Linked DNA regions of Homo sapiens: regions 1 and 2 are each linked to region 3. Evidence: chromatin loops called from intact Hi-C (ENCODE). Cell type or tissue: dorsolateral prefrontal cortex. All regions are shown on one strand. Region 1 overlaps SOX2-OT (SOX2 overlapping transcript). Region 2 overlaps SOX2-OT (SOX2 overlapping transcript). Region 3 overlaps SOX2-OT (SOX2 overlapping transcript).

Evidence for each region. Hi-C counts contacts between places; a loop is a spot of excess contacts. Peaks named below come from ENCODE experiments on the same cell type or tissue, not always from the same donor. Only the 100,000 strongest peaks of a DNase experiment are listed, where the experiment ranks them.
Region 1: it touches region 3 in a loop (6-fold over the local background); 12 of 110 quality-filtered maps call a loop at or near these places.
Region 2: it touches region 3 in a loop (11-fold over the local background); 60 of 110 quality-filtered maps call a loop at or near these places.

The regions. Positions count from the first base shown.
Region 1 is chr3:181,559,644-181,567,643 of GRCh38, forward strand. It overlaps SOX2-OT (SOX2 overlapping transcript), which reads left to right. Exons shown (of 7, transcript NR_075092.1): 4 at 4,077-4,285. Among named protein-coding and RNA genes, the nearest start is that of SOX2, 150 kb to the right of the region's middle. In dorsolateral prefrontal cortex, a CTCF peak has its summit at 4,746; a DNase peak (open chromatin) is centred at 2,078; H3K4me3 peaks cover 5,292 bases; H3K27ac peaks cover 7,763 bases.
Region 2 is chr3:181,697,997-181,705,996 of GRCh38, forward strand. SOX2-OT (SOX2 overlapping transcript) reads left to right here. Exons shown (of 7, transcript NR_075092.1): 6 at 1,602-1,887. Among named protein-coding and RNA genes, the nearest start is that of SOX2, 9.9 kb to the right of the region's middle. RefSeq lists an enhancer at 6,793-7,294. In dorsolateral prefrontal cortex, CTCF peaks have their summits at 2,648 (motif pointing left), 2,856, 4,315 (motif pointing left) and 4,519; DNase peaks (open chromatin) are centred at 1,671, 2,615, 4,245, 6,385 and 3 weaker places; H3K4me3 peaks cover 8,000 bases; H3K27ac peaks cover 8,000 bases; H3K27me3 peaks cover 7,197 bases.
Region 3 is chr3:181,322,210-181,330,209 of GRCh38, forward strand. All of the region lies in intron 3 of SOX2-OT (SOX2 overlapping transcript), which reads left to right. Among named protein-coding and RNA genes, the nearest start is that of SOX2-OT, 270 kb to the left of the region's middle. In dorsolateral prefrontal cortex, CTCF peaks have their summits at 4,616 (motif pointing right) and 4,815; no DNase peak of the experiment used is centred here; H3K4me3 peaks cover 2,898 bases; H3K27ac peaks cover 3,616 bases.

The DNA.
Region 1 (8,000 bases), 240 kb after region 3:
AGGGGTTTCACTGTGTTGGACAGGCTGTTCTTGAACTCTTGGCCTCATGTGATCTTCCTGCCTCGACCTCCCAAAGTGCTGGGATTAGAGGCATGAGCCAACGCATCCGGCCCAGGAACTTTTTAAACATGCCCATGAGCAAGGGGCTCCCCAAAATGAATAGAAGCAGAGTACCTAGTGGTGGGTCCTGGCATCTCTATTTAAAAAAAAAAGTCTACCTCGCTTGACCAGTTGCAACTTTTGTGCCTCTAAGAAGTATCTGAATAGCTTAGAGTAGCACCTTGGGATATCGACTACCCTGGGATATTACTAATCTTAGTCTTTACTCAGGAACAAATGAGCGTAATCTTGTTTTGCTTTTTAATTTTCATTGTTATTTTGGAGTCTGTGGAGAAAAAAAATAATTTAATTGGTGTTAAAGCAGTTCATCATATGAAACAGAATATGAAAATAATCTGACTATTCAATTTCAAACTGTTGTATTAATAGTAATTAAATTGTTAATCATTGAGCCATGTCTATGCCAGGCACCATGCTAGGGTGCTTTACATACATTATCTCATTTAACCTTCTCAGTAACCGCATAATACAAGTTGGAAATGCCCTCACATTGCACTGCAAAAATGGAAAGATCAGACAGATTAAGTAACTTATCCAAACTCACAGCTAGTTAGCAGGACCACAATTTGAATCTATGTCTTTAGGATTCCAAAAATCCACAATTTTAATCTCTCCATATATAATTCAAGAATCCAAAAGAACCACAGTTAAGGCAAATAGCGTCTTTGACTATGACCTAAAAACAAAAAATAAATTTAAAAAATAAAATAAAATAAATTGGGTTCCTTTCATTACTTACACTTTGCTTGCCTGTGCACATAACTCGACTCTTGGTTAATCACCAGTTAGCTCAAACAGGTTAATCACCTCTTGACCAATCTGTTTGAAACTGGTCAATTCAGTAGAAACAATCAAGCTGGCAGCAGTTTTGAATAGCTGCCTCAGGAAAATGGTCCCTTCAATTCTGGATTGAGACATGGGGTTGGGATAACTCACACTGCCAACGTTTCCAGGGAAAATATCCAATGCAAGGAAGGAAGAAAGAAACAATTAAAACTAAAAAACAAGCGAACATCACATATCTATATGTTTGTGACTATGGTTTTTAGCATAAATATCCCTTAATAATTATTGTACATACATGTAAATGGGTATAATGAATATATGTATGTATGTGGATATGTATACACACACACATACACACACAGATTACTAGCAGGTGAGCATAAATTAAACCAAGTGTGAATCCTGTTATTTTTTAGTCTTTCTTCCACACCTGGTGAATTTAAACCCCTATAGGTCATCTTGTCAAAATACAATTTAGTTCTGAAATAAAATAACAGAACGGGAACAAACACGATCCATTAAAACTCACTGCCAATGTTGCCAGATAACTACAAAAAAATAGAGTGTCTCAGACAGAAATATCAATAACTTTAATGCGTGCGATTTGTTAACAGGGAAGAAAACAAGCAAACTTGCTCTCCGCTGACTGTCACTAATATTTATTCGTCCAGTGACTGTTAATCAAACCAAGTTTACAGTCCCGTACAGCACCTGTCACAGGTGCTGATCATTAATCAGCTATTACAGCAGTTTATTCTGCTGCTGACAACTCGCAATTTTCCACTGATTCAGCTAGTTTGTCAGGTGGGAATTATGGCATAGCGCATGTGACAAAACACATCACCCTTTTTTTTTGCATTTTCAGGCTTCTCTCTCCTGCTTTCTCCCCCTTTTTAGACAAACAATATCTGGGAACTCAGAAGTAATAAGGCGGAATGCATAATTAATTACCCAGCTTGCTCTAATTAGGGATGAATAAGTTGTGTCCCTCTCATCATCACAAATGTGGTGATGGGTAATACCAGTTTATGCTGTATTAACTGCAAATATGCAATCCTTCTGAGAGCACTTTTGTTGATGAATTTGATGAATGTGACAATAATTAGCAGAGACAGATGAGAGCTAAATTACTACTGACAATGTAATGCTATCCTGCTCGAGGGCCTGGGAACGTGGCAGGATAACATGGCAGGGACCTGGGCCTCGTTTCTAATTAATAGTCTTTTTTTCTTTTTCTTTTTTTTTCTTTTTTCTTTTTTTTTCTTTCTTTTTTTTTTTTGCCAGTGGGGGAAAAAAGGAGTAACGGTAATTGTTTTCCTCAAAGGCTGCAGGGAGTTATCAGGGTAATAAAGTTAATTAGCAGAACAAACATCCTTTCACTGCCTTACCAGTCTGAGGAAAAGAGGGTAATTCAGACTGCAGAAAGATATGACTAGATGGGATGATAAGAAAAGAAATCTTACACAGGAGGCCAACAGAGAATGATTTTCTCCCTTCATTTATTTGGCTTGATGCATGGAAAGAAATTAGACAGCCTCTTCCTTCAGGTCACAAAGTTGCTCATGTAAAGGACTTTATTGTTATGATTTTGAGTTTGGGAAATAAAGTTAGCTTAGATAAACTCCACTGTTTACTTCTTTCTTTTCTAGGTAGTGATAGGTTTGTTCAATTTTATCTTTATTCAAGTGCATTTTCCTAATGTCCCAGACGTAGAAGTGAGTTCTAATATTTGCCAAAGAGAACATTTGGCTGCACTTTGACTTACAGAAATCTGTTTTGTTCTCTGAATCTTTTGGAAAAAGTAAGAAATTGTTCAGCAATTTCCACGAAGTAGTACTCTTTATTTTCCTGTGTAAATTTAAAAATCAAAATGAGATTTTTTTAAATGTATATAATCTAATTCTATTTTTGTAATCTCAAAAGTCATCTTTATTAAAATGTGGCAATATTGTCATTTCTGTCGTGGCATTGTAGATATATGAGTAATCAATCAAAAAGGTGAATAGTTCAATGAATCTCAGTTTTACATATAGCTGTATTCAGTTTGGTCACATTGCTTAACATAAGTAGATTCAACATAATGGGAAAACATCCACCAGACATTCTGAAGACTTTGCAAGTTTATTTTTTCCTATGAAGATCATAAGTGGTTGGCCCCCTTCAAACATCCTACATCTGAAATGACTGTTTAGTATGAAGTAAATAACACTAGGATGAAAGCCTGAAGCTTTCTAAAATAATATCCACAAGGAGGTGTCTATGATTTTTACTCCTTTTAGGTACATTTCCAAAAATTTTCATTTTATGCTTCATAAATCATTACATATCTAAGTTCTACATATTTACCATGCATATAAATGTGCACACATTCATTTATTGTTAGAGCTAAATGAAACACCTTTCACATGACTGTGTGTTTAATTCTAAGTTAAGAACATAAGGAGTTAAGTGGTGAATTTCTACTTCTGTGTTTGACAGTATGGCACCAGGCTGACTTTTCAACAGAATCCTATATGGATAGACTTCCATGAAAAATGGGTGAAACTTCTAACAAAATGGCCTTTATTCCTAATATCCACATTACTAAAGTACTGTACTAGTCCCTAAGGACAAAAGTAGTATAGAGGACATAACACTGAACTGACTGAGTTGTTTACTGGCTGTGCTACCACATGTGTATGACTTGCATTGTCCTGTCATGTCCCTTATCGTTGATTTGCTCATCTATAAAACTGGTTACCCTGCCCTGCCAACCTCATAGGATTGCTATCGAGCATACACACACACACACACACACACACACATACACACACACACACACTCTGTCTCTCTCTCTCTCTCTCTCTCTCTTTTAGATTGCTATGTTTTACCTTGTATCCTTAGCAGCATTTTTAATTTTTTGCCATATAATCAAACTTTACCTTTACGTAGAACTAAAAGAAGCATTCCATGCTACTTTCCAACAACGTGTAACATTTTAAAACAAGTTCACTTACCAAAAGGGAGACAAACTGAAAGAAGTAACACAAAAATACAAATGCAAAATTGCTTTTTTCTAGAAATGGTCTAAAATTTTTATTGTGAGAGAAAGAATAACAGGGAACACATTTGTTTGTTTCCTTTGGGACCTAAGACAAACGTATTGAATATTCTGGTACTTTCCCCTCTAGCCACTACTTCCTTCATTGGACTGCAAGGTATTTCTGTTTGGAAAAGTAATGGAGTCCAGTCAACTTCATTGATCGCCAAGGACTGTCAAAATTATAAAACTTGCTGTGGAGCTCTGACATGCCAGAAGCCGCTAGAAAAAGAAGTTTGACATTCAGAAACTTATCAAGAGGTTCTACTCTTTGGATAGAGACCAAAATCATACTTTGAAGTAAGTAGTAATTTCCAATATTAGCCCATTGGGTGAGCTAAAAATGCCTTAGTTAGATTTGCCAGAATTAGAGATTACATTTGTTAGAATTAGGGGTTCACTAATTAGATGCCCTAGGCACTAGCCATATGTACTATTGGTATTATTATGAATCTTTAGGAATTTAATTCTTTCTTTGCCTTTTTTACTCTGAATTCCTAAATCATTGTTTGAAAGAGTATTTTGACCAATGCCCAGTTTATAAGGGTTCTGGGGCATTTTTGCTTCTTGTATGAGTTCAGTGGAGTGTTAGTTGGCTAACTAATTACAAGGGACTAAAAATAAACCATGGTTTATTATTTTCCAATTTTGAATTACAAAATTATTTAAATGTCTGTAATCGAAGTGCTACATTACTATGTAATGAAATTACAATACAGCTTAATGATATTAGGAAACTGCATGCAAAAAAATATTTGTACACAAGGTGGTGATGTTAGCAACCAACTACAGTACTTTTATTCTGCTAAAAAACACAATAAATAACAACAGATTACTTTCCCCAAGTGATCCCCAAAGGGCATCTTTAGTTGTTCATATAATGATAGCATGTAAGGGCACAGAGCCACATGGAAAACCTGTCAGCATATGTCATTAGAGTAGCAGAGAAAAAAGAGAAAAAGGACAAATCACAAAATAGAGAATAACTGCTAAAGAGTAAAATTATGTTTACAAGTAGTAAAGATTCAAGAATTCAGCCCTTAATACATAAGTTTCCATTGACTCCTATTTAGATATATATGTCCAAGGAGTTACATTCTAAGTGTAAAATTGTCTCTGTAGCTCTAATAAAATATACCTACTTTCCAGACAGCTTTCCGTCTGAAAACTTTTGCCTCCCAAGCTTCCCCCTGCCTTTACAGTTAAGTTTCCTGATTCCAATCCTAACTACAACCTTGGTCCACTGAGGACAATATCTTTCCCTCTATTCATGTTCCTTGTGCACAAATTCAAGTTTTTATGTTTCTATTAGTATAATTCAGAGCAATTAAAAATTGAAGCTGCAAAAATAAGTCACAAACATTATTTCTCATGAAATATTTGACCTTATCAATTCTAAAATATAAATTAATACAAGCTAACATTAAAACCAGCTCATATTTCTTGTAAAGTGGTACATTAATAATGACCTCTCAGGCATAATTAATTAATTTTATTATATTTATCCCTAAAATTCACATATTTGTTATAGTGACATGTATTTATTCTCAGATACTTTTTTAAAGTAAATGATGTCATCAGCAGGAACACAGAACTTGTTGGCTGCAAGATAGAAAGCATATATGCCATGAACCAAAAAGGTAGGAAGGTGTATTTTCAATTTTAAGGTTCTTCTCCTAAGATGAAAAGAGCTGCAACTGTTTTTGCAAGTAAGAAAGCAAAATATCTGTTCTTGAATTATCTAAGGATGAGTCAGAAACTTAAAGCCGAAGAAAAGTAATAAATAATGACAACAGATGTTTGTAAACGTGTGCTCCCCTGTTCAGTGTTTGTATGTGTTGTTTTGCCTTGATGTGCTGTCAGCAGCCTCTCACCTGGGAGTAGTGATATCTTATCAAAGCCCAAACAGTTCCTCTTCACAACAGACAGATAATAGTCCCTTTCAATTTATCATACTGGAAGTCTAAAAGAACCATGGGAACGACTGGTCAGGTGACAGCTTGATGGACAGTTTGACACCCCTTAAAGCATCATGGGAAATGGTTGTCACCTGATTTTCAGAGCGACCAGGGAGATAACCTTCAGAATGATGAGGGAAACAAAAATCTGAATATGTGTATAAGATCCAGTGCCAGCATCAGTGCTCACTTAAGTGATAATAAGTATGAATTTAGATGACTCAAAATGTTGTTATCAAACCTGAGGGGTTTTCCAAGTCCAGAAGTGCCCATCATCTCTTTAGATGCCTTTTATATTTTTATTCAAATGTCATTTCAAAAATATATACATAATATAAGGCTTTCATTTTAAAGAGACACAATCAAACGTACTAAATATTTAACCACATGTTAAATATATTAGCTGACCACTAATATTCTCCAGATTTCAAGTCTGCTTTCCTTTTGACAAACTCCTCGTATACCATATCCTAAATATAGTCTGCATACCGCAGTTCTAATTAAGAAGGCTATTATAAAAAAAATCATATAGATCAAATTTTACAGGCGGGACTAACTCAGACTCATGAAGATCGGTGTAGTGTTAGTGCAAAAAAAAAAAAAAACAAAATGAAATCAATTTGAAGATCTCAGGCACAAAAACCTTTGAATCTATATTAATTCACTCATGCAGCCAACAAACATAAATTGAACACTTACTACATGCAAGGGTCTCTGCTGGACATATAAAGATGAGAAAAATAAAAGCCCAGTTTTCAACAGCTCACAGTTTGTGAGTGAGGATAGACAGTTTTAAATGATAGTAGATGGCAAAAGAAATCATCAGTCTAAATCCACTGCCTTTTAGTTGGTGAGGCTTACACACAATTGCTGACAACAGTGTCCCTTCCATATTTTCTCTTGTATATTGTATATGCAGTTTACAATGGTTTTGTGGTCTGACCTAAAGACATACTCCCTGGAAATTGGGATTCCAAAGGGAAAAAAAAATAAGGATTCGGTGTTTATACATTTATTGAGTGCACTCCAACTTTGAAGAATGATTTCAGAAACGGTAAGGAAGTAAAGAGACTTGAGATGAAGTTCCCACAATTGAGTAGGACCCTAAACCTCACAAACTGTCTGTTCCTTAGGTATTTGAGCTACTTTTTTTTTCAGAGCAGACACTCAAAAACTTAATTGTAAAATTATATCTCATATACAGAAAATCTAGAATAATACAAAACACTCCTTTATAAACTTATTTCAAAATTTATTAATCATTAAGATTTTGCCACATTTGTTTTTATCATTCCTGTTCTCTCTCTCCTTCTTTCCTTCCTTTATCCCCATTTAGCTATCTATATATTTTTCAGTAATGTTAATAGGAAGAAATGAAAATAGATTTGTGTCTGATTCATCTATATACTTCTTCACAAAGCCTGCCAACTGCCTTGTATATATGTAATAAATATTTATGAATGAATGAATGATGAATAATATTCAACCTAGATCTTGTCTTTGATCTTTTAGATTTGTGTTTGTACATAAATATAAAATGTACTTATTATTTTTCTAAACATATGTAATCTTTCATAAAATACTAATCTACCCCCCAAAACTATGTCCGATCAATGGGTCTAATAAACAAACAACAAATTTTTTTTTTAATGCAGCAGGAATGTCAAGTGACTTTCCAAAGAAAGTAAAAGATAAAAGCTTAGGTGCTGCTGGATCTTTGTCCTGCTCTGGGACAACTATAGATGCTGGACAAAAAAAAACCAGGGATTTAAAACAGAAACTATCTTTCAGAAAAACACTCTAGTGCCATTGTTGAAATTGGTACCATTTGGCTGCTTGACACTTTTGGGATAACACTCTGCTTTCACAAATTTTGATGCTTTGGACTCACATTCCAACATGATTTTTCAAATCTAGTTGTGCGAAAGCCAGACAAGCCAGACAAATAGTGAGAGCACCCTCCGTGTTTTCCAGGGAACTGAAAAAGAGCCAGTAAATAATTTAAATAACTCTTACCAACAGAATATTCTACATGTAATTTTTCACACGAAGACACA
Region 2 (8,000 bases), 380 kb after region 3:
AAGTGGAAGTTGAGATCAGTTAGTCGAGGGATTCATTTGAGTGTGTTTATCTTTAAAATGGTTTATGAGAAGAAAGGGAGAAATGAACTGGGTGGAGGACAGAGGTAGAGAATCCAGTGAAAACATGTTTTTAAGATTAAAGCCATTTTTCCACATTATTTTCTTGCCACAAGTGACAACACAGAGCAGGAGTCATGAAAGTGGATTACTGTCACTCTGGGCTATTGGAGGCCCAGAGAGCCCTGGCATTAATTCCTATAGAAAGGTAGACAAACCTAGTCAGTAACTAACACTGTCCCCCACAGCGCCCTCACTGCCAAGTGTTCAGGCTCTCTCAGAGTTGATACAGACCTCAGGGGGGTCTAGGTGGCAGGGCTTCCCTTGTGAGAGGAAGCGGAGGCTCTCTGTGGAACTGAGAGGGAGGAAGCCAGGTGGCTGTAAGAGCAAGCCTGAGGGGATAGGGTGCTGTAATAGGAAGGCTGTGGCCACCAGTCCCTCACATGGCTGCAATTAGTGAGTCAAAGCTAGCTAATGATGAATCAAAAAGAGCCAAGAGTAGGACTTTCTGGGTGCTAAAGACTAACCTTTAGCTTGTTCCACTCCTCCCACTGGGCTCCCATCCTAGGTTTTCCAGGATTGGAGACCTTACTGGAGGAAAGGGCAAGTATGTTAAGAAAACATGCCTAGCCCCTGTCTAGCATGCGCATACTGGCGGGGTCTTGCAGAGATGGGGAGAAACACCTTGGGATGAAAGAAGCCCTCAGTGATCTGTGTGTCTGGCTCATACAGTTGTGCACGGCCAACCAGAGAGTGGGGGAGAGTAAAGCCTCATTTTTTTTTCAGTCACTCTATCTGGGGTTGCTTATCTCCTCTCCCCCAACCCTCTGCCTCACCCCACCAGGACCAAATAGAATTGAAACTTCATTGCCTTTGCCTGTACTGAGCCTAAAAACTCAGGGTTTGATAAGGTTACTGCACCAATGATACAATTGTAGATTTTTAAAAGCCTCCTCAAAGAGACAGATGTTTGGGCTGATTAAGAATTGAGGAGGAAACCTGCAGCTGCACCAAGGAATAATCTATTGGACAAATATTGTAATAAAAAAATATGAAGAGATCAGCCCGACCTTGCAAGGTCTTCTGCTTTAAAAAAATCTTTATCAAACCCCTATTCTATGGCTTCAATAAACAGAACCCATTACCTCACGGCATCTTTTGTTGGCCCCATACAAGAGAGAACAAAATGGTTATTCAGGGGAACGCTTTCGATTTTTATTGTGGGTAGCCTGCACAAAGAGCCGTGTTATTGTATTTAAAAGAACCATCTGTAGCAGAAACAATGGCATCAAATTATCTTTGAATACCCACTGAAAAAACATAAAGCTTTTTTTTTTATTCTTCTTCTGTACGGTGGGGGGATAGAGCAGTGTTAGGATAACTGACTTTTTTGTTGTTCTCTGGGTGCATTCTTCTCGCTCCCCCTCTCTCTCCCCCTCACCCTCTCTCTCTTCTCTCTCTCCCTCTCCCTCTCTCTCTCTCTCTCTCTTTTAAAAAATCAGCCATTTGGGGTTTTAAGCCATAAACGATTTTTCTTGTTGCAGGGGATTGCAGTGGCAAAGCTAGGCTAGGTCTTGGAGGCTGGTGTAAGGCGATGTGGGTGAAGGCAGGAGGCTGATGGAAAGACTGGGGGGAAGAAAAGCCGAAATGGATTCACGGTGCCTTGGATGAAGGACGAGAGGGGAACTGCAAGCTCCTTCAACTGGTTCTGTCCGGTGAGAAGTGATCAAGCTTGGGCTGACAAGAGGCTCAGGGAGCCCTCACGTTCTTTCGCTTTTTTACCTGCCAATCAAACTGCTACAAGACAACACCCTGATCTGGCATGGACATGTAAGTAGCTTGCAACCCAACTTTGACATTCACTGCTAGCTCACTCCTCCCCCCACCTCACTTTCTTCCCCACTCATTCTGTTTTTCTTTCTTTTTTTTTTTTTTCTTTTGACCTTTAAGAGATCTGGAAATACACCCTGTGTGGCAGTCATTTAACACTGGTAGATTTAAGTCTGAAAGCGTTAACTTTTGGAATTAAATTCTAATTTAGATTTAACAAATGCAGAAATGAAATGACATTATTTCATCCTATTTTGGACGGTTTTGGTACTGAACTTAATCAGTTGTCTTACAAGGGTGTGTTTCTTTTACTATGAAACTGAAGAAATAGATCTGTGAGCCCCCAGAAAGAAACCCACTAATGAAAAATTCAGGCTTCCATCTTAAAAATGTTAAACTCTAGCATTTCACCCCCATAAAGAACCTCTTCCAGACCAATGTTACTAAATGGAAAGAGTGATTTGATTCAAAAGGTACATATCATTAAGGGGTTGCTACTACTTCAATCGGCGTCTTAACTATTTTGGTGGTGGTTACGGGTAGGGGGAAGTTGCAAAACAAGAGGAAGGGGACATGGCGATACCTCGTTTTTTATAAGAGATTGACATAGAGGAAGATAGAAATGCATGGGGGCAGAATAAGCAGGAAATATTACCTGAGAGAAGGAATTACAGAGCATGGCGAAGCTGGAAGGTGGGAGGGTTTCTGCGGGAAGTCGAGCGAGGGGTGATGGGGCTTGCTCTTTGGCGCCCTCTAATGGCAACTTGAACCAATGTTTTACTTTCGTAATGCAGTACTGGGAAAAGCAGCTGGGTTTTTGTTATTGCTGTTGGTTTTTTTCCTCCGCAGACTTAGAAACTAGAGACTATTAGTGGAGTAAATTGATTGTTTTCAGCCTAGGAACTTATATATATATGTCTTAAACTCACCAGTGTTTCCTCCTCAAACATCCCCTCCTCTCCCTAAATCTTGTTAGACTAATAGAAGAGGACAGGCTAATGGCAAATTGACTTATGGAGGGTGGTCCACGCCCAATTAGCCATTGCGGGCGGGGGAGAGGGTGTAGGATTCGTTTCCTACCTGAACAGCATTCTGACTCTTCTAACATACTCGAGAGGTGTAGGGGGTGGAGTAGGAAGGGATGATTTGGAAATTGCAGATTCTGACATGGGCTCATTATAATACACTTTTAAGGGGGCTCTTGGGAACCTCTGTTATTGCGACATGTGGTGGTCAGGGGGCTTTCCTTCCCGCCTTCTTTTTCTTTTTTCTTTTTCTTCTTTCTTTCCTTCTTTTTTCTTTTCTTTTTTTTTAATTTGATAGATAAAGGTTAATCTTGGGCTGAATGATAGAGCTATGATTGACAAGAGAAAAGGTGTTGAGGGCAGGTCGCGCTGTCTTATTTACAGCCCACTGCTTGCTGTAGAGTCTTTGTTAGGACTGGAAAGCTAATTTAGTGCTGATCAAAAGCACCACAGAGTTAAAGGACTGGTAATGACTGCTAATTTCATTTCAGCCTCATGCATCCCCAACTGCTGTAATTAAAGACACGCTATTTAAATACAGGTGAAGGGTTTTTTTTTTTTAAGTTGGGTTGGGGGGGGGTGGGTGGGTGGATTACAATTTTATTTAGATCTTCTACTCTACTTGGGTGTTATGTAGTCCCAAATTAGATTTTATTATTATTATTATTTAGAGCCGCTCCTTGTCATTTATACCTGGCTTTGCAGAATCGGAAGTGTGAAATGTGTCACTCACATAAAAGCCCCTGTTTAAAGAAAGGGTGGGACGGGGGAGTGCAGAGGAGTAACTATTTAGGGGTGATTTAAATATTTAGGTCTCCTTTTTTTCTCCTTCAAATTAATAGAAAGGCCTTCGATATAGTTAAAAGTATTTGAAACTGGGGGCAAGGTTAACAGGCCAAAGGGATCAGTGTCAGCTTTTTAAGTACTTCTAAAAAGATCATGTGAACAGATGGAAAAATATATTTTTAATTAAATAATTTCCCCCACACTATAGCTGCAGTGTTGGCTCAGAAACCGTGTAATTTCTCATCCGATAGGAGTTTCTTTATGAGAACATCAAAGGATAAAAAGCTCTGCATTTTCGTAGTTGGTTAAAATTGATAACCACCCCCCCATGCGCGCGCGCGCACACACACATACACACATATACACACACACACACCAACACACACACACACACACACACACACACACACACACACACATATCCCCAAAAAAGAATTTAGCCTTTAATCTCTTTTTATCCACGAAGACTAAAGCTCTGTACTCGACCCCGCGAGCGGCTCTCGCCTTCCGGGGCTGGAACCCGACTCAGATGTGAAGCGGCACTGAGCCGCTGCGCAGGTTCGTGCCCAGCGCCCCCTGTTGGACACAGTAGGAGCTGCGCAGCGCCAGTCCCAGAAATCGCTGGAATCCTGCTCTGGGGTTAGAGAAAACTCTTTTATTGCCCTCCAAAAAAGAAACGGGATGCGAAAACAAATTTTTATATCCTTGAAAAATAATATAATATTAACTCAATAAAAAACTAAAGAGGCGATACTACAATTTTAATTCAATAAAAAATAAAGACTGTCCTCCTCACATCCCAGCCATCCCCCACCCGGTTTGGTTTTGTAACTCTTTTGAAAGGTTCTGCGATGGTAAAACAGGTAAAGAAAAGTGACGAAAAACAAAGCATTTTTCTGTAGCCGTGGAGAATCAAGCAAAGTATACTTCCTCCGTTTTGTCCACATTTCAAAAAATTAAACGGAAGATGCTGCTGCTTGCTGTTTTGACGTTGTCAGCAGCGTCTTGAATGCCCTCAGAGGTCCTGCAAGTATCGTAACTGAGCCTTCGAGTAAACGAAATAACTTGCTTTTATGTGTTTATTTCCAGAGTATAATTAAAAGACCAGTCTCTTCTTTGAGTGTTTCCCATCCCCTAGACCAATCCTGGTCAAAGTTTTTCCTTCCCAGATACTGGCTAAGAAACACATACTGGCTAAGAAACAGGTGCCTGGTATCTTTTTTCTTTCATCTTAGCCGTAGGATTTCGGGGAAGGTGTGCCAATGGTAGGGAAGGTTTTCTTTGAAATTCAGCATTTCGTTGACCAGGAATCCAAATTATCCTAGGGAAGGGGGAGTATTTTTACACTTCCAAAAAACTACCTGTCTACATAATAAAGAGCTTTGCCTTTTTTATTATTATTATTTCTTCTTCTTCTTTTTGGTCAGCAAGTGAGGGCAAAAGTAGCCTTTGAATTATTTCAGAAAGAGAAACTGTAAAAATGGCACATCCTCTGAATTTAAAACAATAGGGAAATGTGGGTTTGCTTAATTGTTTAAAATCAAATAGAAATAATTACTGTGCTAAATGAACAAGATGTTTTAAGATTTACATCTTCAGGGTTATGGTTATTGATTTTAACTTTACCCTTAAGAAGTTTAGAGATCGCGTTTTTAAAGTTTGCTTATTGACGGAAATCGGCTTAATTTTTCATAAAAGAATGGCTTTTTAAAATATTGAATACTATGGCTATGCAAGGTTTATGATACCTTTATGTTTATTCTTCCCACCTCCCAAAATTAGCGAATTCGAGATAACATTTCAAGGGGAATTGCTATTTAGTGCGATGAGAGATGACTTCTCCATCTGGTTCCAGAATTAGATCTCGGCTTAGGTTTTTTAGTAAGTAGGTTCAGATGCAATGGAAGGAGAGAAGAATCAAGCCTTTTGATAAAATCTCTACCCCGAATTCTATGGAAAAGACAGGCAAGCGGGATTCCAGCCACAGCACCCCCACCTTTTGCTCTACCAAAAGGCTTGTCCCCATTACAGAAATAATATAGTCGGTGCTAGTTTTGTGAACCCGCGCCAACCGATAAGGTAAGAAACGGTGCGCTGACAGCCGAGGTCCGAAGGCTGCTCAGTGGTTCCCGCAGCCCGTGGGGTAGGGAGGCCAAAGCCAGCAAAATGTTGGAGGCGACGCCAGAAAGAGAGTATATGCCTGCTATTCGGAAGTGATGTCGAACGTGCAATAGCAGAGTCCTGGAGATTTCCACCCCGTTCCGCACCCAGGGATCCCAGCCTGTGGGGTAGCAGGTTGTTGGGTGAAGGCAGGAGGGAGAAGCCGCACCTGGCTGAGGGCGGGTGGGCGTGCCGGGAGCGAGTGCCCAACTTTCTAGGGCCCATGGAGAAAGCATAACCCCTAGTTGAGGAAAGAGAGCTAAACAAGTGGGTGGCCCAGGCCTGGGAATGCCACCCAGCTCTCCCGACGCAGTGTTATTTCTGTGGTCCCAGGGGGCCCCAGCACCTGCCCGAATCCCACTCCCCAAGGCCGCCAGCAGGAAGGCAGCCCCTCCATCTTTGAGGGCTGAGGAGGGGGCAGCGAGTGACTTGATTCCTTAGTAGCAGGGAAAACCGCAGCGGCTGGCAACGGGCCGCGTTTCTCCGCGGCGGCAAAGCGCCCTTTAGGGGCGGGGCGGGCATTTTTGGTCTCCTGTCCCAGCGTCCAGGCCTGAGCCCGCGCGGGTTGGCTGGGCGCCCTGCTTTGTAAGTAACCAATCTTGCTGGATTCTGAGGACTATCCAGGCGGATGGGCCCACTTAGCTTAGGCCCACTGAGACCCTGCCAACTCCTCAGACCCTTTTCCCCTTCATCCCTCACACCTTTCATGATGAACCCAGGAAAGAACCCGAACTCTGAAAAACAGTACATGTGGTTTGAAGTTTGATAGTTATTTGGGTGTGAGGGACATGACTCTATTAATAAAGACTAAGATTCAAGGCTGAGCTCTCATTTATTAAATTTGCTCTTTCACTCTGTTTTCAAACTCTGGAGATCTTTCAGTTTCGTTGCTCCAACCCTGACACAGACAAAGGCGCCAGGGAGAAAGCCCAGGCGGGCTTGAAGCAGTTGAGGTATAGACTGATACTCATCTCTCCATCACTCAGACGGGCAGATAAGCACTGCCAGACTGGGGGTCCTAATCCAGGGCCCAGCGGCTACGTGGGTTGCTGCGGGGTGTTGAAACCACAAGTACAACTTGACACCATTGAGCCCACGGTGCTTGTCAATAATCTGTGAATTAGGTGCAGAGATTGTCACTGTAGATCATAACAGTTTCTGAAGGACTCATTACAGCCTATCGTGTCAATGATCTTCAAATTAAGGAGGGGAGGTGGGGCGAGACGAAAAAGGAGTGGGGAGAGCCAGCAAAAAGGGAAGAAGGGTGGGAGGGAAGATAAAAGTCAGAGCCCCAGCTCCGAAGGAGCCTTTAAAGATTATCAGGCCAGCGATCTGAGAATTCCATTGGGATGGGTTTGGAAACCCAACTCCATCTGAGCCAGGACTGGAAGAGGGGCGCTGGGGGCAAGCAGAAGTGGGCCCCTGGGAAGGCCGACTTCTCAGGCATTTCTTTTGAGGCCGGAATAGCTTTTGGGAGAGGGTTCTAGATGTCAATGGGAGGCCTTGAGGATGCCAGCCCGCCCAGGATGGGTGTACACTTTGATTTAGAGCACTTTCCAGGGCAAGCCGCAGCTGCAGATCTTTGAAAAAAGTGGTAATAGTTTCGTTTAGGGATGATGGTGATTGTAGGATGACTTTTTTTTTCCAATGGTTTGCTTTAACTTCTTTTCATGCCACAGGTGAAAGCTTTCTTCCTTTTCCTCTGATAGTATTCCTGTCTGTCCCTCACATGTTACGTAGATCTAATTTCTTTCCCCAACTTGTTTTTTTGGGTGCCAAACACATCAGCCCTCTGAGATTTTATCACTTTTGTGGTTTGTATTGAGTCCAACTGTAATTCTGGAAAGGGAACTTGTGGATAACACAGTAGCAGTATGTTCCATAAGATTCCAGAAGAAAGAAGACTAAATTCCATTTATGCGGTGTGGCAGGGGCCAGGCTAAGGGAAAGAGGTTTTCCCTGCTTGGTAAATTGTCCTTGCAGTGAAAGGGTAGCCCAGCCTTCACTGGAGTGTCATTTAATACTGGCTAGAGAAAGGTTAAGGAAAGTGTAGGTTTGTTTTTCCCACAAAAGTTGTGGTCACAACTAAACGAAGTAATCACAGTTGGAGAATTTAAAACAACTGTTTTTTCTCTAAAATGA
Region 3 (8,000 bases):
TGATTTTTTGGAGGGTTTCTCATGTCTCTATCTCCTTTATTTCTGCTGTGATCTTAGTTATTTCTTGTCTTCTGCTAGCTTTTGAATTTGTTTGCTCTTGCTTATCTAGTTATTTTAATTGTGATGTTAGGGTGTCAATTTTAGATCTTTTCCACTTTCTTCTGTGGGCATTGAGTGCTATAAATTTCCCTCTTAACACTGCTTTAGCTGTGTCCTGGAGATTCTGGTACATTGTGTCTCTGTTCTCATTGCTTTCAAAGAACTTCTTTATTTCTGCCTTAACTTCGTTATTTACCCAGTAGTCATTCAGGAGCAGGTTGTCCAGTTTCTATGTAGTTGTGCAGTTTTGAGTGAGTTTCTTAATCCTGATTTCTAATTTGATTGCACTGTGGTGTGAGAGACTGTTTGTTATGATTTCTGTTCTTTTCATTTGTGGAGGAGTGTTTTAATTTCAATTATGTGGTCAATTTTAGAATAAATGTGATGTGGTGCTGAGAAAAATGTATATTCTGTTGATTTGGGGTGAAAAGTTCTGTAGATGTCTATTAGGTCCGCTTATTTCGGAGCTGAGTTCAAGTACTGAATATCCTTGTTAATTTTCTGTCTCAGTGATCTGTCTAACATTGACAGTGGTGTGTTAAATTCTCCCACTAGTATTGTATGGGAGTCTAAGTCTCTTTGTAGGTCTATAAGAACTTGCTTTATGAATCTGGGTGCTCCTATATTGGGTGCATATATATTTAGGATAGTTAGCTCTTCTTGTTGTGTTGATCCCTTTACCATTATGTAATGCCCTTCTTTGTCCTTTTTCTTCTTTGTTGCTTTAAAGTCTGTTTTTATCAGAGACTAGGATTGCAACCCCTGCTTTTTTTTGCTTTCCATTTGCTTGGTAAAGTTTCTTCCATCCCTTTATTTTGAGGCTATGTGTGTCTTTGCACGTGAGATACAGCACACCAATGGGTCTTGAGTCTTTATCCAACTTGCCAGTCTGTGTCTTTTAATTGGGGCATTTAGCTCATTTAGATTTAAGGTTAATATTGTTATATGTGAATTTGATCTTGTCATTATGATGCTAGCTGGTTATTTTGCCTGTTAATTGACACAGTTTCTTCATCGTGTCGATGGTCTTTACAATTTGGTATCTTTTTGCAGTGGCTAGTATTGGTTTTTCCTTTCCATATTTAGTTCTACCTTCAGGAACTCTTGTAAGGCAGGCCTCGTGGTGACAAAATCTCTCAGCATTTCCTTGTCTGTAAAGGATTTTATTTCTCCTTTGCTTATGAAGCTTAGTTTGGCTGGATATGAAATTCTGGGTTGAAAATTCATTTCTTTAAGAATGTTGAATATTGGCCCCCACTCTCTTCTGGCTTGTAGGATTTCTGCAGAGAGATCTGCTGTTAGTCTGATGAGCTTCCCTTTGTGGGTAACCCAGCCTTTCTCTCTGGCCGCCCTTAGCATTTTTTCCTTCATTTCAACCTTGGTGAATCTGACAATTATGTGTCTCGGGGTTGCTTTTCTCGAGGAGTATCTTGGTGGTGTTCTCTGTATTTCCTGAATTTGAATGTTGGCCTGCCTTGCTAGATTGGGGAAGTTCTCCTGGATAATATCCTGAAGAGTGTTTTCCAATTTGGTTTCATTCTCCCCTTCACTTTCAGGTATATCAATCAAACATAGTGTTGGTCTTTTCACATAGTCCCATATTTCTTGGGGGCTTTGTTCATCCTTTTCATTCTTTTTTCTCTAATCTTGTCTTCACACTTTATCTCATTAAGTTGATCTTCAGTCTCTGATATCCTTCCTTCTGCTTGATCGATTCAGCTATAGATAACTTGTGTATGCCTCATGAAGTTCTTGTGCTGGTTTTTCAGCTCCAACAGGTCATTTATATTCTTCTCTAAACTGTTTATTCTAGTTAGCAATTCATCTAACATTTTTCCAAGGTTCTTAGCTTATTTGCATTAGCGTAGAACATGCTCCTTTAGCTTGGAGGAGTTTGTTATTATCCACCTTCTGAAGCCTACTTCTGTGAATTCATCAAACTCATTGTCCATCCAGTTTTGTTCCCTTGCTGGCGAGGAATTGTGATCCTTTGAAGGAGTAGAGGGGTTCTGGTTTTTGGAATTTGCAGCCTTTTTGCACTGCTTTTTCCTCATCTTCGTGGATTTATCTACCTTTGGTCTTTGATGTTGGTGACCTTCGGATGGGGTTTCTTTGTGGACGTCCTTTTTGTTGATGTTGATGGTATTCCTTTCTGTTTGTTAGTTTTCCTTCTAACAGTCAGGCCCCTCTTCTGCAGGTCTGCTGGAGTTTGCTGGAGGTCCACTCCAGACCCATTTGCCTAGGTATCGCTAGCGGAGGCTGCAGAACAGCAAAGATTGCTGCCTGTTCCTTCCTCTGGAAGCTTCTCCCCAGAAGGGCACCTGCCAGAGGCCAGCTGGAGCTCTCCTGTATGAGGTGTCTGTCGACCTCTGCTGGAAGGTGTCTCCCAGTCAGGAGGCATGGGTGTGAGGAACCCGCTTGAGGAGGCAGTCTGTCCCTTAGCAGAGTTTGAGCGCTGTGCTGGGAGATCCACTGCTCTTTTCAGAGCCTGCAGACAGGAATGTTTAAGTCTGCTGAAGCTGCACCCACAGCCACCCCTTCCCCTGGTGCTCTGTCCCAGGGAGATGGGAGTTTTATATATAAGCCCCTGACTGGTGCTGCTGCCTTTCTTTCAGAGATACCATGCCCAGAGAGAAGGAATCTAGAGAGGCAGTCTGGCTACAGTGGTTTTGCTGAGCTGCAGTGTGCTCCATCCAGTTCAAACTTCCTGGGGGCTTTGTTTACACTGTGAGGGGAAAACCTCCTACTCAAGCCTCAGTAATGGTAGGACGCCCCTCCCCCAACCAAGCTCAAGAAACTCAGGTGGACTTCAGACTGCTGTGCTGACAACTAGAAATTCAAGCTAGTGGATCTTAGCTTGCTGGGCTCCGTGGGGGTGGGATCTGCTGAGCCAGACCACTTGGTTCCCTGGCTTCAGCCCCCTTTCCAGGGGAGTGAATGGTTCTTTCACTGGCATTCCTGATGCCACTGGGGTATGAAAAAACACTCCTGCAGCTAGCTCAGTGTCTGCCCAAATGGCTGCCCAGCTTTGTGCTTGAAATCTAGGGCCCTGCTGGTGTAGGCACCTGAGGGAGTCTCCTGGTCTGCAGGTTGCAGACTGTGGGAAAAGCGTAGTATCTGGGCCCTGATCTGCCTATCATCTTCTATCCAGCAAAATCTGGATGATGATATAATATATTCCTTTCAACATATTACATATTTTGAATAGTAATGAACCATTAAATATTAATTTAGTGACTATTTTGTGCTAGGTATTATTCTAGAAATAATAGGAAAGTAAGGATACAATGACTGATAGCATAGTCCCTGGCTTCAAGGAGGTTTGAGAAATTTGTCTGGTAAAAGGTGACAGGTATATAAACAAAGTGCATTACAGTGTAATAGGTATTGTGATGAAAATATGTATAGAGTTCAGTGCAGCCACATGGGAAGTGGAATAATTAATCAAGCTAGAGTGTAATAAAAGCTTTTATTATTGAGGATCATAGAGGAAACGTTTACCCTTTAAATTTGTCACTTATTTTCTTTCTGATTCTCTTGGACCTGTGTGTCTTTTGATTGTTCACCAAAGCAACTTCATTCCTTTCATTTTATTATAACACCATGGGCATCTATGACTCAATGGTATATAACAAAATATGTGTGTGCAATACTGCCTCAAAGTACATATTACTATGATGTGCTTTATAGGACTCAAGGTGAAAATAGAATATCATTAATGCTGAAGAAGACATAATGATCTGTGCTTTATTTGTTATTTTGTGTTTCCAATTAGTGATTATGCACAGTCTCAAGTTTGAGGTTGATCCTCTCATGCCCAGCCACTACAACTCTTATACACCTCTGTCAGAGTGCATGGAATGATCTCATGGGAGAGCATCTTGGGGAGCATTATGAACTCTGAAATGTCCTCTTCCCTTGCTCCTGAAGATTCATCAAACTATATGAACCCTGATCTTGCTGATATCAAGGTCTTAGGCTCTTTCTAAATGATAGTAATACAGAAAGTTCCTGGGTTATGGGAAACACAGTTTATCTAGTTTTATCTTCTGCTAGGTTTAACAGTTAATTTTGAGGGTGGGCCTATCATAGGTATTCAAGAACTACTTCAATGCTTGGTTGGTTGGATTTAGCACTTTTTGACAACAGCCAGTATGAAAATGTTCAATTTTTTTTCCCTCCTTTAAAAACCTAGCTTCTCTTCCCATCTTTCTACTTCTCTTTCTTCCATGCTTTCTTTGCTTAAATGTGATTATCTTAGTCTATGAGCTTGAGGGCAGGGATGCTCTTCTATTCATCTTTAACCAATGTGTTTAGCACCAGTATTGGCACATGGTAGGCCCTCAACATATGCTTACTGTATGAATGACGCATGTCCTTCTTGTCTTTGGGATTACCCTAGTTGCTACTCTTAATGCAGTAATAGTAAGACATCTTTATGCCCCCAGAGTCCCAACTCCTGACCCCACTTCATGTGAGAGAATTGCTTTGACTCCAGGTGTTTGTATATCCACTAGAGGGCACTGTTTTGTCAGAGGCTGTTCTAAACTTTTCTTCAATATCAGGATAGACACCTTAACTTCATGGGCCACTCTCAGCTTCAAGTTCTTAATATTTCTGTTAATGAATAATTCTTTGAGTTTTCCATCACAACTATTCTTGCCAATATATAATCACAATAAGAAGTCATAATTAAAAACAATCGTAATAATGTTAGATACAAGCTAATACTTATTAATGGATATGGCAAATACATATTTAATAACCAAACGTGGTAAATAAGAACACTCATATATGTTAAGGGAATTCTTTTATGTTTCTTGTTTCCAGATTTTCTTCTGACCAAAAGTAGAAGGGCAAGTAAAGTAGCCATTAAATCTCAAACTTCATTTTTTGTACTTTCACAATAAAAGCATTTGTAAGGAGACTAGGGAAATTCCAAGCTAAACACATTATATCCAAATTTGAAAGGTAGCTTCAGTAGAAATTTGTTTTAAATGAGAAAGGCAGTATTGAGTGTGATATTTTCTAAAGCTATAAAAACTACATTTTATGAAAAGTTTCTTCTCCCTCCATTACTTCTATTTCCACAGAACTATCTTTAGGCAGAATCAAATGAGTTCCTGGGCTTTAACGTCAAACAGTTTGAGTTTGCAAATATTTTCACCTTACACGTGAATCAACACAGGGGATATGTGAGAAGACAAAGCTGTTCACACTGTCAGCAAGCTTCCAAACACATCATTAACCCAGTGGTGACTTGGGAGGTCCTACTGTAGCTGTCTAAGGAAGCTGCAAAAGAGGGAGGAGCCAACAGGGAGGGCCTATTTTCCCAAGTTTAAAATCTTAACTCCGAATTATGTCATAGAATTGAAAGAGATGGTGGGACCCAGTAAACCCTGTCAACAATTAAAGAACAGAACGTAAATAAGAACTCTTGGCGTTTTCGCACAAGAATCTTTGTGATAATCTGTTAGCAAACTCTCTTTTACGTTATGTTTAAGGACTTTTTAAAATGTGGCATTTTTTTGTGCCAGGCTGCAAAGTCATTTGTGAAGTGTTTAATTAGGCTTACTTTGATTAAAAATGTAGGCTTAAATATCTGTTGATTTTGTGACAAGCTGTGGATGTTAATTGTCTTGATTGGTTTTATTTTGTATTCTTAGGACAACAGGATCTTATGTGTATAACTGTAGTTGGAGAAAGGAGCAAAAGTGTAATTTTTGAAAGGAAACATATATTTCTGAAGTTAGCCAGATGTTACAAGACCACGTACGTAGGAGGCATTGAGCCTGAGACAGAAAAACTTGAAAGATCTGGTAAAGAAATTGAGCACCCCCCTTAAATTTATATCCAGCAGAAATGGATGCTAGTTTTTTTCATGAATTTTATGTGGAATCTAGAGCCTATCTAGATTCCTACTCAATAATCCCAACATTTGTATATTTATAAATGACACCATTTCCCTTGAATATCATACTTCTTTTCCAGAGGACTTTAAAACTTTTAACAAAGAGAGAAGACATGTATTTTCACCTATTTGATGTAGCAGATTATTTACGGAGCCAACATGTTGACACACTATAAACTGTAAAAAATGAGGCCTAATAAGGTTAATTGTCATCTGAACCTTCCTCTGTAGGCTGCAATCTGTGGGCTTTGATTGTTTCTCTGGGGGAAACTCTGCCCAGATGGCGAAGTCCTCAAGGCCCTGACCCACAAGAGGCCTGCGGAGATGGAGAACAAGGTGCTTCTCCACAGACTAATTAATTTACTAGTATAGCACCTGTTCCAGAATAGATAGGGCTGGAAGGGAAAGCAGTCCCTGGGCACAGTGGCAAGCTCTCGAGTAAATGGATTTCAGCTGATTATATTAAGCTGCTGCTTTGATCATCTAAAGGCGTTAAAATGGAAATATGTTTTTTTCTGGCTGTTGGCTACTGTGAGTGTGGTTTGTATTATTATTATTATCATAAATGTTGGATAATAGAAAAGGCTGTTTTAGATTTCAATACATCCCACTTAAAAAGTGCATGGTATCTTTGTGTATTTCTATTTCCAGTTTAGAAATGCGTGTTGTCATAAAACTGCACCTTTTAAACAATTCTGCTTTCTTGTTTCCATTTTATTCCAGCCAAATTACTAGCTGGAAATCAAACACCAGCACAGATTCCTTTTAGCTGGAACATTTTATTATGTACTCACACCTTTAATTCAATGTGTGTAATTAGGCTTTAATCAGCTGAACACTATTTGTGAAAAAATAACAGACACTTCTTTAAATGAAATTCTGGTAAAGTCATGCCATTAAGCTTTGGTGACTAGTTACTGGCACGAATAAATCCTTGTGTAAACAAGGCTTGGTAGTAAATGGATTTACAATGTGAGTCTTTCTGCACTCAATTTCACTTTATTGCCTCTTTGATTCCCAAAAGGATTAGAGATAATTTTTTCAGTCCTTTAGATGCCATAAAACTGTTTCCCTTTCCAAATTAACACTATGATCTTCCATGTAATGTGTTTGGCAAACATGAGGAATTTATAAGACCACTAGTCTTACGTTGTATAGTAATGGAGATAAGAATATGGTGCCTTAGATGTCATGGCCTTACAATGGGAAGCTTTTACCAAGGTTGTGAATGAGGTTTTGAAAATAGAAAAGTATTCTTGATTGTATGGAACACAGCCTAAAGAATGTTAATGATTATAGCTCTTTGGTAAGTTAAATGATTTGAACTATTTCTATTACCATTGCGAGTTAATTTCTCATATTGAAACAGGGAAGTGCTGTTAACATTATGACAGGCAAAATTTAGTCCTTCTTTTTTAAGAAGATATGACACAGGATAGGAAACCAGCAAGCACAACAAATTTAGCATATAATCCTGAGGTTTATTTCCAGATTGTCCTCTCTCGTTGTATCCTTATAATCCTTGGAACTATCCGTTCTGTGAAAGAAATTGAAAATTTCATGGCTGCTTTTCCTTGGTTCTCTTCTCTGAAACTCCAAAAGCATCCTTAAGGTGTTTTTGTTTTAGTGGATTTATTTGTTCAATACACATTCTTTTTTAAAAATCAAAATGCACAGAAACGTGTATAGTAAAAGTAGTTCATTTACTATCTTAACTCCTGAATCTGGTCCCTTAATGCAGCACCTTAGATTGACCAGTTCCTCACGTTGCCCTCCAGAGGTATTTTAATGGTGCTTGGTACAAACTAAAAGACATTTGAGATATTTCCAGTGATTTGCTTCTATAAGTAATACTGCTGTTAATATCTCTGGGCCAATAGTGCAAATGCAACTGCAGTATATATTCCTAAAAGTAAAATGGCTGGCTCATGGGGCACATGCATTTTAAATCTGGATAAATATTGCCAAGTTGTTCTCCAAATATGATACA